Linked DNA regions of Homo sapiens: region 2 is linked to region 1. Evidence: chromatin contacts called from ENCODE Hi-C data. All regions are on one chromosome and are shown on one strand. Each heading gives the region's core, a stretch centred on a gene start or an enhancer-like site at or near the end of the contact. The rest is flanking DNA. Distances are from core to core; before and after follow the strand shown.

Region 1 (5,830 bases), core at 890-3,389:
AGTCATACTGGAAAAGGTCTGAAGCTTAGGTCTCAGGGGCCTTGCTCCTTCTGCCTAGTTCCTCTTGGGATGCTGCCCTGAACCTGCCATATAAGGAAGTAATCTAGCCTATTAGATGTAAGAGGATGCTTGGAGGAGAACCGAGGTGTCCCAGCCAACAGCCTGCATGCTCTGACTAGAGCTTCTTCAATGTCAGCTCCTCCCCTGAACTTATGCAGGTGTTTTCTTGGAACTTAAATGTAAGACTTAACATTTAATCCGGAGGAATTTATTTTGATTTTTAGAGATGGGGTCTCCCTTTGTCATCCATGCTGGAGTGCAGTAGTGCAATCACAGTTCACTGTAGCCTCAGACACCTGGTGTCAAGCAATCCTCCCACCTCAGCATCCCAAGTAGCTGGGACTACAGACCCACACCACCATGCCTGGTTAATTTTTGTTTGTTTGTTTTTGTAGAAACGAGGTTTCACTATGTTGCCCAGGCTAGATTCGAACTCCTGGCTTCAAACAATCCTCCTGCCTCAGCCTCCCCAAATACTGGGATACAGGCATGAGCTATGGTGCCCAGCCCGAAATTTCTTTTTGTTAGTCTTAGCAGAGCACTCCACCTGTGCCAGGGCAATCGTGTTTTTTTTTTGTTTGTTTGTTTTGTTTTTTTGAGACGCAGTCTTGCTCTGTCGCCAGGTTGCAAACTCCACCTCCCAGGTTCAAGCAATACCCCTGCCTCCCTGCCTCAGCCTCCCGAGTAGCTGGGACTACAGGCACGCACCACCACCCCCAGCTAATTTTTGTATTTTTAGTCGAGAAGGGGTTTCACCACATTGGCCAGGATGATCTCGATCTCTTGACCTCGTGATCCACCCGCCTCAGCCTCCCAAAGTGCTGGGATTACAGGCGTGAGCCACCACTCCCGGCCAATTGTGGTTTTATATCTGTCATTTATTTCTCCACTTAGTTCATCTAGATCAGATGATTATTACTTCCATGTTTTCTATCAGTTCCTAAAAAAAAAAAAAACGTGAAATAGGACCGTGCCAGGGAAGGAAGCTTAAGGGACACTACTAAACACCTCTTCCATGCCTGTCACTGAGCCAGTCAATATTATTAACTATGTTATGCATGCATGTTATTTCCAAGCCTACAGATTGCTTTCACACATTAGCGTGTTCATCCATAGTGAATGTGGCCAGCGGAAATCTATATGGGCAGTAACATTCTTTCCTGAAGTCAAGATATACCACGTCTAGTAATGCTCTCCTGAATAAGTTATTTATTGAGTATCGACATCACAATCTACGTCTTTTCTCTTTGTTTATTGGATCACAGTGAATATAAAACTATACCTATAGTTACGATTATACAAAAGAATCTTAAGTCAGTGGTCATGGGTAAGACAGTAAACCAATTTATCTGCTTTCAGAGCTTTTAAGAAGTCAAAGTGCAAAAATGACAGTTTTGTGCAAAAAGAATTTTCAACGAGCCTGACAGCCAAAATATACCTGAAGTCGCTGCGAGACTTTACTTGGATTTTCATGAGATCGTTTGTGTGTGAGCACGCTCGTGTTTTTCCCAGAGCAGGTGTAATGATGGGTCTTTACTTACTCTCCCCACTCCCCACCCCCTTCGCACACTCTTTCACCTTGGGAAGGGTATGGGAATGAAGAAAGGAGTGTTAATCGGGTTCCCAGCGTTCCCTTATCTTTCACCTAGCTCCCTAACTACTGTGGATGTTAGGTTTGGGCACACCCATTTCAAGACAAGGAGACTGGTTCTCGAGGGAAGTGTGAGACTGAAGTTACAGAGCCTGTCAAAAGCGGAGCCTTATAGAGGGAGTAAAATCCCACGTGCTTCGTGCTGCAGCAGCTGGAGGGTGGACCTGGGTCGACCTGGGGGGATGCTCAGCCCTGCGGGTCCGGGAGCGCGCAGAACAGCGGGGAGGGCTTCTCCCTCTTCTGGGTAGGGGCGCGCTAGGTGGAGCCCCACCTCCCCTCCGCGGAGACCCACCCTCCGAGCCGGGAGAGGCGTTGCGGGGGGGTGGGGGGGGCGTGTCCCCTGGCGCAGCGCGGCCAGCGCGCACGCGCAGCGGGCGGAAGGTGCCCGGGCCCACTTTGAGCGCGCGGCTGCGCACTGAGCCGCCGGCCCTCCCGGAAGCGCAGAGCTCCGCTGGTGCCACGTCTATCCCCTTACATCCTCCTAGGACCCGGTCGGTAGTCGTCGCCCCAGCCCGCCGGGGGCGCAGCGCCCGAGCCGCGGCCCTCGAGACGGGACCGAGAGCATCATGGGCAGCACTGTCCCGCGCTCCGCCTCCGTGCTGCTTCTGCTGCTGCTCCTGCGCCGGGCCGAGCAGCCCTGCGGGGCCGAGCTCACCTTCGAGCTGCCGGACAACGCCAAGCAGTGCTTCCACGAGGAGGTGGAGCAGGGCGTGAAGTTCTCCCTGGATTACCAGGTGAGGCCGGGCGCCCGGCAGCGCTCCCTTCTCCCTCCACTCCCAGGTCTCACCTGGACACTGGCTAGCCCCTGACTGGAGGCGCTCGAATTAGCCACAGGCTACAGGGAGGCTGCATGGGGTGGGAGTCCCCGGAGACCAGTTGACTTCCCCGTGAGGAGGAAGGTTTGGGTCATCAGGGCCCACCCGAGACGAGCCTGGCCAGCGAGGAGGTAGTCAGCGCCGCAGGTGCGAGCCCGGGATGGGGACGCCAGGGCGGATCCCGCAGCCTGGGGAGCTGGCCAAAGAGATATCCGCAGGCCCCCGAGACACTAACCAACGGCAGTTCTGATCGGCTGGACACAGGCTCTCTAACCCCAGTCTCTTAGACCACCTTGTGCCTTCGAGTACTGAAAAATGGCAGCAAGAGGAAGTGGGCTCATAGTTTTAGTTTATTCCTCCCCTCTCCAGCGTTTAAAGTTGGAGTGAGGTGAGGGCAGCAGAAGTGAGAATGGGCACTTTGGAAAGGAGGGATCAGTGCAGCCATTGAGGCCTGGCGGTGTTTACAAGGAGCGGTGTGGCTGCAAGACTTGGCTCTTGCCATATGGCTTAGAAAAGCTCAGTTCCTGTATTCCTGTCTCCTTTGAGAGATCCCGTGGCCCACAGGTGACAGGAGCAGGTCTTGAGTGAGTAGTCTGCCCCGATATTTAGTGAGCAGGTCTAGGGTTGGGGGCCAAGTGGGCATCATACTCAGACAGCTATCTGCTTGTGGACGCATGCTGATAGGCACTTCAGAAATGAGGGGCCACGGGCAGCAGGAATGGGGGCAAGCTATTTGACCAGTTCCTCTGTGGTTAGAGGCACTGAAGGAAGCTTGCGCTTGGAGACAACTTCTATGTGGTAGTCTCAGTCACTGATTTGTCCACTTTCAGGTCTTTGTGGACAACATGCAAATTGTGACTGGGTTAACATGGGCAACCTAGGTGCAATGACAAAAAGAATGATAATTCTGTGGTTGCAGGGACCTCAGATGTCATCTGGTCACTGCCAGGGCGGAAATCCCTTGTCAAAGTGTGTCCAGCCTGGGTTTAAACACACTTAGCAACAGGATACTCACTGCTTTTTGCAAAGCTTGCTGAGCAGGACTAGTAACTTTTGTCCGGACAAAGAGGCCATTTAAATTTGGAAGCAGATGGAGGCCATTGACCGTGTCCTTTGATGGATCTTGGTTATAGCCATTGCCTACCTGTGAGATTTTGCTTTATGTGGGTCTTATTTTTCTTATGTTACAAGGAGAGTTTGAACTAAATGATTCCCAAAGACTCTTCCACCGCTGACACTCAGAAATTCCATGAATACTTCGATCAATATTTTTCTTCTCCTTGCATTCAGTCATTAATAATATATTGTTAATAGCTACTTGACCCATTCAGCAAGCCAAGAATGACCCTTGCTGGTGGGGGGAGGGGGAACACCTGTCTGTTATTGGAACGGAGAAGCAGGAGGTGCAGCATGCATGCTCTAGGGTGGCCCCCAAATCAGATCCCACATCTCCACTGCAACCCCAGGGGGTTAGTTTGCAGTCTGACGATTGTCCAGTAATTGGCTGGCACTTTTGGGGCCCTTGCTAAATTTATGTTGGACACCGTGCTAAACACTTTAGGTGTGATAACTTATTGACTCCTCACTTCATGGATAAAGACATATCCTCAGAGAATAAAGTAACTTGTCTAGGGTCACATGGCTAATGAGTGGCAGTGCCCTAAATCAGTGATTTGCTGTGTGTCTTGTGTTAAGTATTGAACAAAGATAAAGAATCGGTGGCATCTAGTTGCATTGGAATAGTTTCTTGGACATCCCTCCTCATCTTGCTCTTGATTTCGGGAAGCTTTATCAGCACCATCTCAGGAAGAGCAGTTATCCTGGGGTATGTTCATTCATGCTTCAGAATAGTGCAATAGGTAAATGTTTAGGCACTGGAACCAAAAGCTCTCAAGGCAGATCTCATCTCACCACTTTCTCTTGTGTAACCTTAGGGAATTTACTTAACCTTGGAACCTCAGTTTCTTCTTCTGTAAAATGGAAAGGATTAGGCTCATTGAAACCCTGCAGAGCAAACTTGGGAGTCAGGCAGGCATAGATTCAAATCTTAGCCCTTTCACTTTCAAGCAGTGTGACCACAGCCAATTTATTTAACCTTGCTCAGCCTTAGTAAAATGAGAAGTGGCGTAGCACCTGCCTTAGAAAGTTTTGAAGATGAAGTGACAGAAATGTTTGTAGAGTCTGATCACAGTGTCTGGTTGGCATTTGGTAAGTGGTGGTTGCTCCTTTGATAACAGCAATTTTTTTATGGTTGTCAGGTCATCACTGGAGGCCACTACGATGTTGACTGCTATGTAGAGGACCCCCAGGGGAACACCATCTACAGAGAAACGAAGAAGCAGTACGACAGCTTCACGTACCGGGCTGAAGTCAAGGGCGTTTATCAGTTTTGCTTCAGTAATGAGTTTTCCACCTTCTCTCACAAGACCGTCTACTTTGACTTTCAAGTGGGCGATGAGCCTCCCATTCTCCCAGACATGGGGAACAGGGTCACAGCTCTCACCCAGGTGAGTGAACATTAGCAGTTCGGGGCTGCTGAACCCCCTAGCGTGTTCCTCTTCATTGGCCTCTGTCTAGGCTGGTGGTGGGAGTCATCATCCATCCAGCTCCCAGTCTGGAAGTCTCAGGGTTGGTTTTGTCTCTTTCTTCATACCTAGTCCTAAAGGATGCCATGCTCTTCTTTCGATCTTCCTTTCCACTCTCTAACCAGGTCCCTGCAGTACTTTCCTCTGACATTCCTGTCTCTACTCTTTCATTCCCACTCAGTCTTTTGCACAGTACCACTTTCGAAGTACCTGTGTCATGTGTCTCTGCTTATATGATGTGCCTGTATCATAAAGACCAAAGTCCTACTTTGTGTGGTGTATTAGTTAAGGTAACACAAGGTGCTGTAACAAAATAAACACCAAACATCAATGGCTTAACAGAATAGAAGTTTATTCTCATGCATAATCTAGAAAAGGTTGGTGGGGAGCTTTCCTCCATGGTGTGACTCAGGAATCCAGGCTCATTCTTTCTTGTCATCTTTCTGTCTTCCCTTAGGGCTTCAGGGTCTTCTGCCTGTAGCTGCCAAAGGAAGAGAGAATGAGAAAAGCCCATCTACTTCTTAAAAGCCCAGGCCCAGTGGGAATACGTATCACCTGCTCATGTCCCATGGGTGAGAACTTAGTCATGTGGCAAAGCTGGATGAAAGGAAGGCTGGCAAGTAGAGCCTTAGCAACAGCTCCACACTATGGAGGAGAAACGGTGACATTTTGGGGGGATAGTCATGTCTGTCGCCCATGGCTGTCAAGGTTCATTATTC
Region 2 (5,830 bases), core at 2,990-5,489, 550 kb before region 1:
CTTCCACCTGCTCAGGGTAGCCTGGAGCTTGGAGGTGGGCAGTCGGAGCCTAGGATGGGCCTGTGTCACCAGGGCATGTGCCCTTGGGCCAGGTACTTCCTCTCAGAGCCTTGAGTTCCTCCTCTGAGGATCGGGCTTGTTGGTGTGAAATGAGGTGAGCATGTTGAATTGGGGAGCAGCAGGACACGCACCTGCAGGCAGCTGCCGTGGCCATGCTCCCTCCCTCCCTTCCAAGTCCTGGGACAGACGCTCATCGCCGAGGGGTTCAGCCTCTGATACTGTTTCTTGGTCTCAGCCCCTAAGGAGTAATTTTATTTTATTTTTTTTGTGTGAGATGGAGTCTCGCTCTGTCGCCCAGGCTGGTGTGTAAAGGTGCGAACTCAGTTCACTGCAACCTCCGCCTCCCAGGTTCAAGCGATTCTCCTTCCTCAGCCTCCCAAGTAGCTGGGATTACAGGTCCCCATCACCGCACCTGGCTAATTTTTGTATTTTTAGCAGAAATGGGGTTTTGCCACATTGGCCAGGCTGGTTTCAAACTCCTGACCTCAGGTGATCCGCCCGCCTCAGCCTCCCAAAGTGCTGGGATTACAGGTGTGAGCCACCGCGCCCAGCCAGGAGTGATTTTCAGTGGTGTCCCCTCCATCCCCAGCATATACCCAGCCCTGAGTGGCTGCGGCTGCCACATGCAGGCTCCAGGGCTACATTCACCTTTCGTCCAGGGTTGTCATACGCTGGAGAGTAGAATGTGAGAGGTGACCCCTGTAGGCTGCAGGGCGAGCTCTCTGAACCTTAGTGTCCCCCACCTGGAGAAGGGGCGTAACACCTTCCAGGGGGAGGGCTGAGGAAGAAATTGTCAACGGCTGAGTCTAAGGCTCACAGCCAGAGGCCAGGGTTGGATCCAGGGCTGGGCCTGGGCCTGGGGGGACAGTGTCCGCCCCTTCCCCAGCCTCCCGCCCCTGGTCAGGCCAGGACCCTCTTCAAAGCACCTTCATGCCCATCTGTTCCCTGCTGTGGGCACTACTGTCTGGCTCCATGGGACTAGATTTTATGGGAGGGGAAGGGGCTGTGGGTAGGCAGGTGCCAGGTGCTGGACCATAGATCAGCGTGGTAGGAACCTGTAGCTGGGGCTGGTGGTGGGAAAGGGGCCAACCTGAGGCAGTGACAATTAGCCCAGCCCTATCTCTGGGCACAGAGATGAAGGGACACGTGGGGACACAGTAGGGCACAGCTGGCCAGCCTGCTCTTCCCCTCTCTGCCTGCTTTTTGCAGAAGAGTCAACAGATAGAACAGACAGGGCCAGGGAGGTCCCCATGGGGGCCCCAGTCCCCACCACTCCAGGGGGCAGTCCCTGCAAGTGACATGGTGGGCTCAATCCCTGTGGAACAGGTCTCTGAGGACCACAGAGTGGGGCCCCAGGGAAGGCTGGGAGCCTGAGCTGAAGGCAGGCAGCAAGTAAGGGCCAAGCCGTGCCCCTGCCCGGAAGACCTTCCTGCCCCCAGAACCCCACCCTCTGCAGACAGCCCTCCCTGGGGAGCAGCCCCCCAGCTTCTGAGGCCTTCCGTGCCTCACCAGATGCCATGCTCTCAGGGACTCATTTTCTACGCTGCCCCCTGCAGATCTGTCCCAGAGGAGCAGGTGAAAAGCCACGCCTGCCGAGGTGCTGTGGCGGTGGAGTTTTGGGCAGAGGGGTGGGGGGAAGAGTTTCTCACTTTTAAGATTCTCCAAATCCAAGACGAAGTCACGCTGTGCTTTGGAATGGTAGATGCTCATTTATGTAAAATCATAATAAATGTTACACAAACTGTTAGAATAAAAAAATACCTTTTTTGAGGGGGAGGAGGTCCCCAGCCTGCTGCTGGGTAGTGAGAGGGGGTTAGCACCATTAGGGCGCAGGGGGCGGGAGCTCCGCCACAGCCCGTGGTGGGCACTGAGGTCTGTCGGTCGGTCTGTGCATCCTGGCGCAGTCAGCGGCGGGCAACCCGCTGATGGCCTCGGGAGGGGGCGCCGTGGCTGGGCGGAGAGCACGAGCGGCAGCACTGGGTGCGGATGGTGGGCAGCTGGCAGCGGCCCAGTAGGCGCAGCGTCTCGCAGAACCCGAAGGACAGGCGGTCCCGCTCACAGCCTGGAGTGGGGGGGCAGAGAGGCATCAGAACCAGTAGCTTGGGGTACCCAGAACCTGGCTCCCTACGCCAACCACCTTAAGGAGGCTCCAGCAGCTCCCCACCAAGCAGAGAGCCCCAGTTTCTGGAGCGGCTCCCGAACCGGAGTTGCAGGTCTCCAACTGTTGCTGTCTCTGTCCCACCTACTCATGGCCAACCCCAGGACTCGAGAACGGGTGCTGCTGGGCTGAGGTTTCTGGAGGAAAGGTCCTGAGACCCCACCCTGACCCCCTCACATGCCTGTTAAAGAGCCTGCCCAGGGCGACGCCTTGCCACCCCATCTCCATCCTTGCTCATCCCTGGTGTTCCCGGACAGATCCTGGCACAGAACTGCGGTCCCGGGGCCTCCTGCCAGCCTGCAGCGGCCTCTGCCCCCGACTCCCGCCACCGCCCCCTGCCCCAGTGCATCTGTCCTGCCAGGCCTCCGTGACCACCTCCAGCCACAGGGGCTGTACTCAGCCTCGGGTTCTGAGTCACAGGGTCCCATCTCCCAGGCCAGCCTCCCACTTCTCAGGTGGGCCACGAAGCCTAGAGTGAGTGGGCCTTACAGGCCGTCAGCGGAAACCAGAGACTGAGCCCAGCCTGCTGGGGAGGGAGGCCAGCTGCAGGCTGTGCTTGTCAGGGCTGAGGCTTGGCTGGGCCCTCCTGCCCCGTGGTTATCAGAGCTATTTTGGGAAGTGGCTTGTTTCCAGCCTCCTGGCCTTGCTCCTGATGCCACTGCCACTGCTGACAGCCCCCAGCTGCCACCCGGGCCCTGCTTACTCCAGCAGACCTCCCTGGGGAGGAGGAGCAGGAAGGCAGCAGCCAGCCCTGGGCCTGGGACATCCCCCAGGCCCGGCAGAGGGCACGAGGCAGCAGGCAGGCTCCTCCACCCCAGCTCCAGGCAGAGCTCCAAAGTGCACATCTGCAGGCCTGCATCCTGGTCGCCCGGGGTGACCTCAGACAAGCTGCTTCACCTCTTGGGCCTCGGTTCCCTCCTCTGTCAACCCCACCTCCACAGCAAATGGATGTGGCCATGCTGTGTCACTGCAGTGAGCACACACACACGAGTTTCCCAGCTTTCCACATGTCCCGCCAACTGTCCCACAGACCAGCAGAACATCTGGGAATTCCAGGTCTCCAAGTCCAAGACACCTTCCCAGCCCCCCTCCACTGTTCACTGATGGCAGAAAACTCCTCACTTAGGACAGCTTCTAGTTCAGCCACCTAACCAGCCCCCATAGCCCACTCCCTGCAGCCCACTCACACCCGCCCCTGGGAGACCTTGCAAGCCCAGAGCCTCCTGGGCCATCCGTCCTTGGTTCTAGGCCCCCAGGGGCCTCAGTTTCTGTTCTCTGCCCCATCTGGTCCTCCCCCACTGGGATCATAACCACCCCGCTCCCTGTGGCCAGCCCTAGCCATAAAGGTGAGAGACGTGGTGCCAGCACCCAGCTCAGGTAGCACATAGGAGTGCTCTGAGATGCTGGCTGGGTGCGTGCTGAGGGCAGGCAGGACAGGGTGGGGGCGCTGCCACTGGGCCTTGAGGTTTGAGGCAGGAAGACCACCCATGCCAGAGGCAGGGCAGCGAGGCATGGCAGGGGCCACTCTGAGCCTGAATGAGGGCTGCCCAGGAGCTGGCACAGGTAGAGAAGGCAGCGTTGGACAAGGGGAGAAGGCAGACCGGGGAGATTGCAGGGGGCCCTGAATGCCAGCTTGAGGGCCCTGGCTGAGGACTCTGTCCTAGGGGCAGGGAGCAGACAGCCAATAGCACAGGGGACACAGCTCTTCACGCCACGGCTTCTGGATTCCTTAGACTGGCAGGGTCAGCCCCAGGCCCTCTCCCTGACCTTGCAATTGGGGATGACAGTGGCTGTGGGGGAGGGGAAAAAGCCACCTTCCCTGAGCACCACCTGGATCCCCACGCAGTGCTGCGTGCTTCATGCCCAGACCTCATTTATGCAAGGATGGGGCTTGGCAGCCCCTTTATTCAGCACATGAAGGCCCTGAGAGGGAAATGGAGCCCAAGGCCACACAGCTGGTGAGGGGAGCCTAGGTGACACTCCAGGGCCACCCCATTTCCTGCCCTCAGCACTTCCGGGAGCAGCTGGGGCTGCAGGAAGGAAGTGTATGACTGTGTGTGTGTGTGTTGGCGTGTGTGTGTGTGTGCGCGCACGCACACATGCTGGAGGCGGCGGCAGGGGTGTCCAGAACCACCTCTACCTCAGGCCCTTCCACCAGGACCCAGCTGGCCAGGAAACCCCCCACCACTGGGATTAACAGGACCCTGGAAGGGAGGCCCTTCCTGCCTCAAACCCCATTACCTCATTAGCAGGACCCTGGAAAGGAGGCCCTTCCTGTGGTTCCATTGCTCACTCTAGGCAGTCCTCTAGCCAGGGAATGGACAGGCCAGGGCTGGGGACAGGGACTCACCCAGGCCCAGTTTTCACACAGCCTCAGGGACATCCCTGGTCTCACTGTGGGAAGACTGAGACCTAGAGGAGAAAGAGCTTACCCAGGTTCACACAGCAAATCAGGGGCCAGGGCCACTCCCTCTACTCCCCCAAGGTCAGACAGCTGCCTATGGGATGTTGTGTGGCCGGGACTCCCCTTGACTGACTCCCAGCACAGCCCAGCCTCCAGCATGGCATCCTGTGGCATCAGGATTTTCAGTGGCCATGTGGCTCCTGAGCCCAGACTACAGATGGAACCAGCCAGTGCCGTGGGCACAATGGTTTGACGACCCCATTTCCCCATCACCCTCCCCACCCCACCTCACTTCAGCAGGGAGCCTGGGGTCAGGGGACTCACGGGGAGGCTCGACGGGCTCACAATCCTCGGTGCCACACGGCCGGGAGCTCTCAGGCCAGGCCTCGTGGCCACACTGGTCACTGTCTTCCTCGGGCAGCCCTGTCTGGGTGTTGACACACTTGACCAGGCGCCGCTGGACACCACCACCACAGGGGCCTGAGCACTGAGGGGAGCGGGGGAGGAATGAGTGTCTCCAGGGCCAGCCCTAGCAGTGGGGGCAGGGACACCTCCTCTGGGAAGCCGTCCCTGCGCCCTGTGCCTGACTGGCCTGGCCTTGCTCCCAGCCGCCCCCTCAGTGCCTCCTGGAGCACCTGGTCCCATTCCTAGAGCCCACTTGGTGCTGGAACCCCACTCTCACTTGTGGGATCGGCTCCTGCAGAGGGAAGGGGCGTGAGAACCGTGGGACAGCCCTCGGGGCGGCAGGGCAGTGAGCCCCTCACACAGGACATGCCTGAGAAGCCTGGGCAGGGGCGCCGGGATGGAGCCCTGATGCAGCAGTGGGCAGAGATGTGGGCGAGACACCGCTGTGCCCGAGGGACAGGGCAGAGGACCTGCCGCAGCCCATGGGCAGGAGGGCAGGAGACAGTTTCACAGCCGGGGCCCAGCCCGCCAGGCTTCGTTGTTATCAGCCCTAAACATGCACTGAGTCTGTGCCAGTGTCATGCTGTGCCCGGCCCTGTGCTTCGTTGCGTTCCTTCATTTAATCCTCCTGACCCTCCTCTCCTAAGCTGTTCCAGTTTTACAGATGAGAAAACAGTGACCCAGCAACGCAAAGCAACCTGCCCAGAGTCACTCAGCAGCCAGTCGGACAAAGACGCAAACGCTGGCCCAGCTGACTCCAGGACCCAGCTCAGGGCCCAAATCTGAGATTTCTGAACCCCTCA

What was found. Hi-C counts contacts between places; a loop is a spot of excess contacts on that map. Pooled maps may share reads with other maps.
Region 2: a loop to region 1 is called in a map with no recorded cell type, with 20 times the contacts of the local background. The contact joins the enhancer-like site here to the promoter of TMED3 in region 1. A Hi-C loop is called at or near these places in 2 of 37 single-sample maps with no recorded cell type and 6 of 50 pooled maps.

The regions. Positions count from the first base shown.
Region 1 is chr15:79,308,973-79,314,802 of GRCh38, forward strand. TMED3 (transmembrane p24 trafficking protein 3) reads left to right here and starts at 2,140. Exons shown (of 3, transcript NM_007364.4): 1 at 2,140-2,445; 2 at 4,785-5,033. The coding sequence starts at 2,278. RefSeq lists silencers at 1,984-2,033, 2,244-2,313.
Region 2 is chr15:78,757,457-78,763,286 of GRCh38, forward strand. It overlaps ADAMTS7 (ADAM metallopeptidase with thrombospondin type 1 motif 7), which reads right to left. Exons shown (of 24, transcript NM_014272.5): 23 at 4,947-5,109; 24 at 1,750-2,122. The coding sequence ends at 1,965. It overlaps LOC112268143 (a long non-coding RNA gene), which reads right to left and starts at 289. Exons shown (of 2, transcript XR_002957697.1): 1 at 192-289. RefSeq lists an enhancer at 1-475. Within about 2 kb of position 4,240, at least 16 of the 41 ENCODE cell types and tissues checked have a DNase peak (open chromatin) inside an H3K27ac peak, as active enhancers do.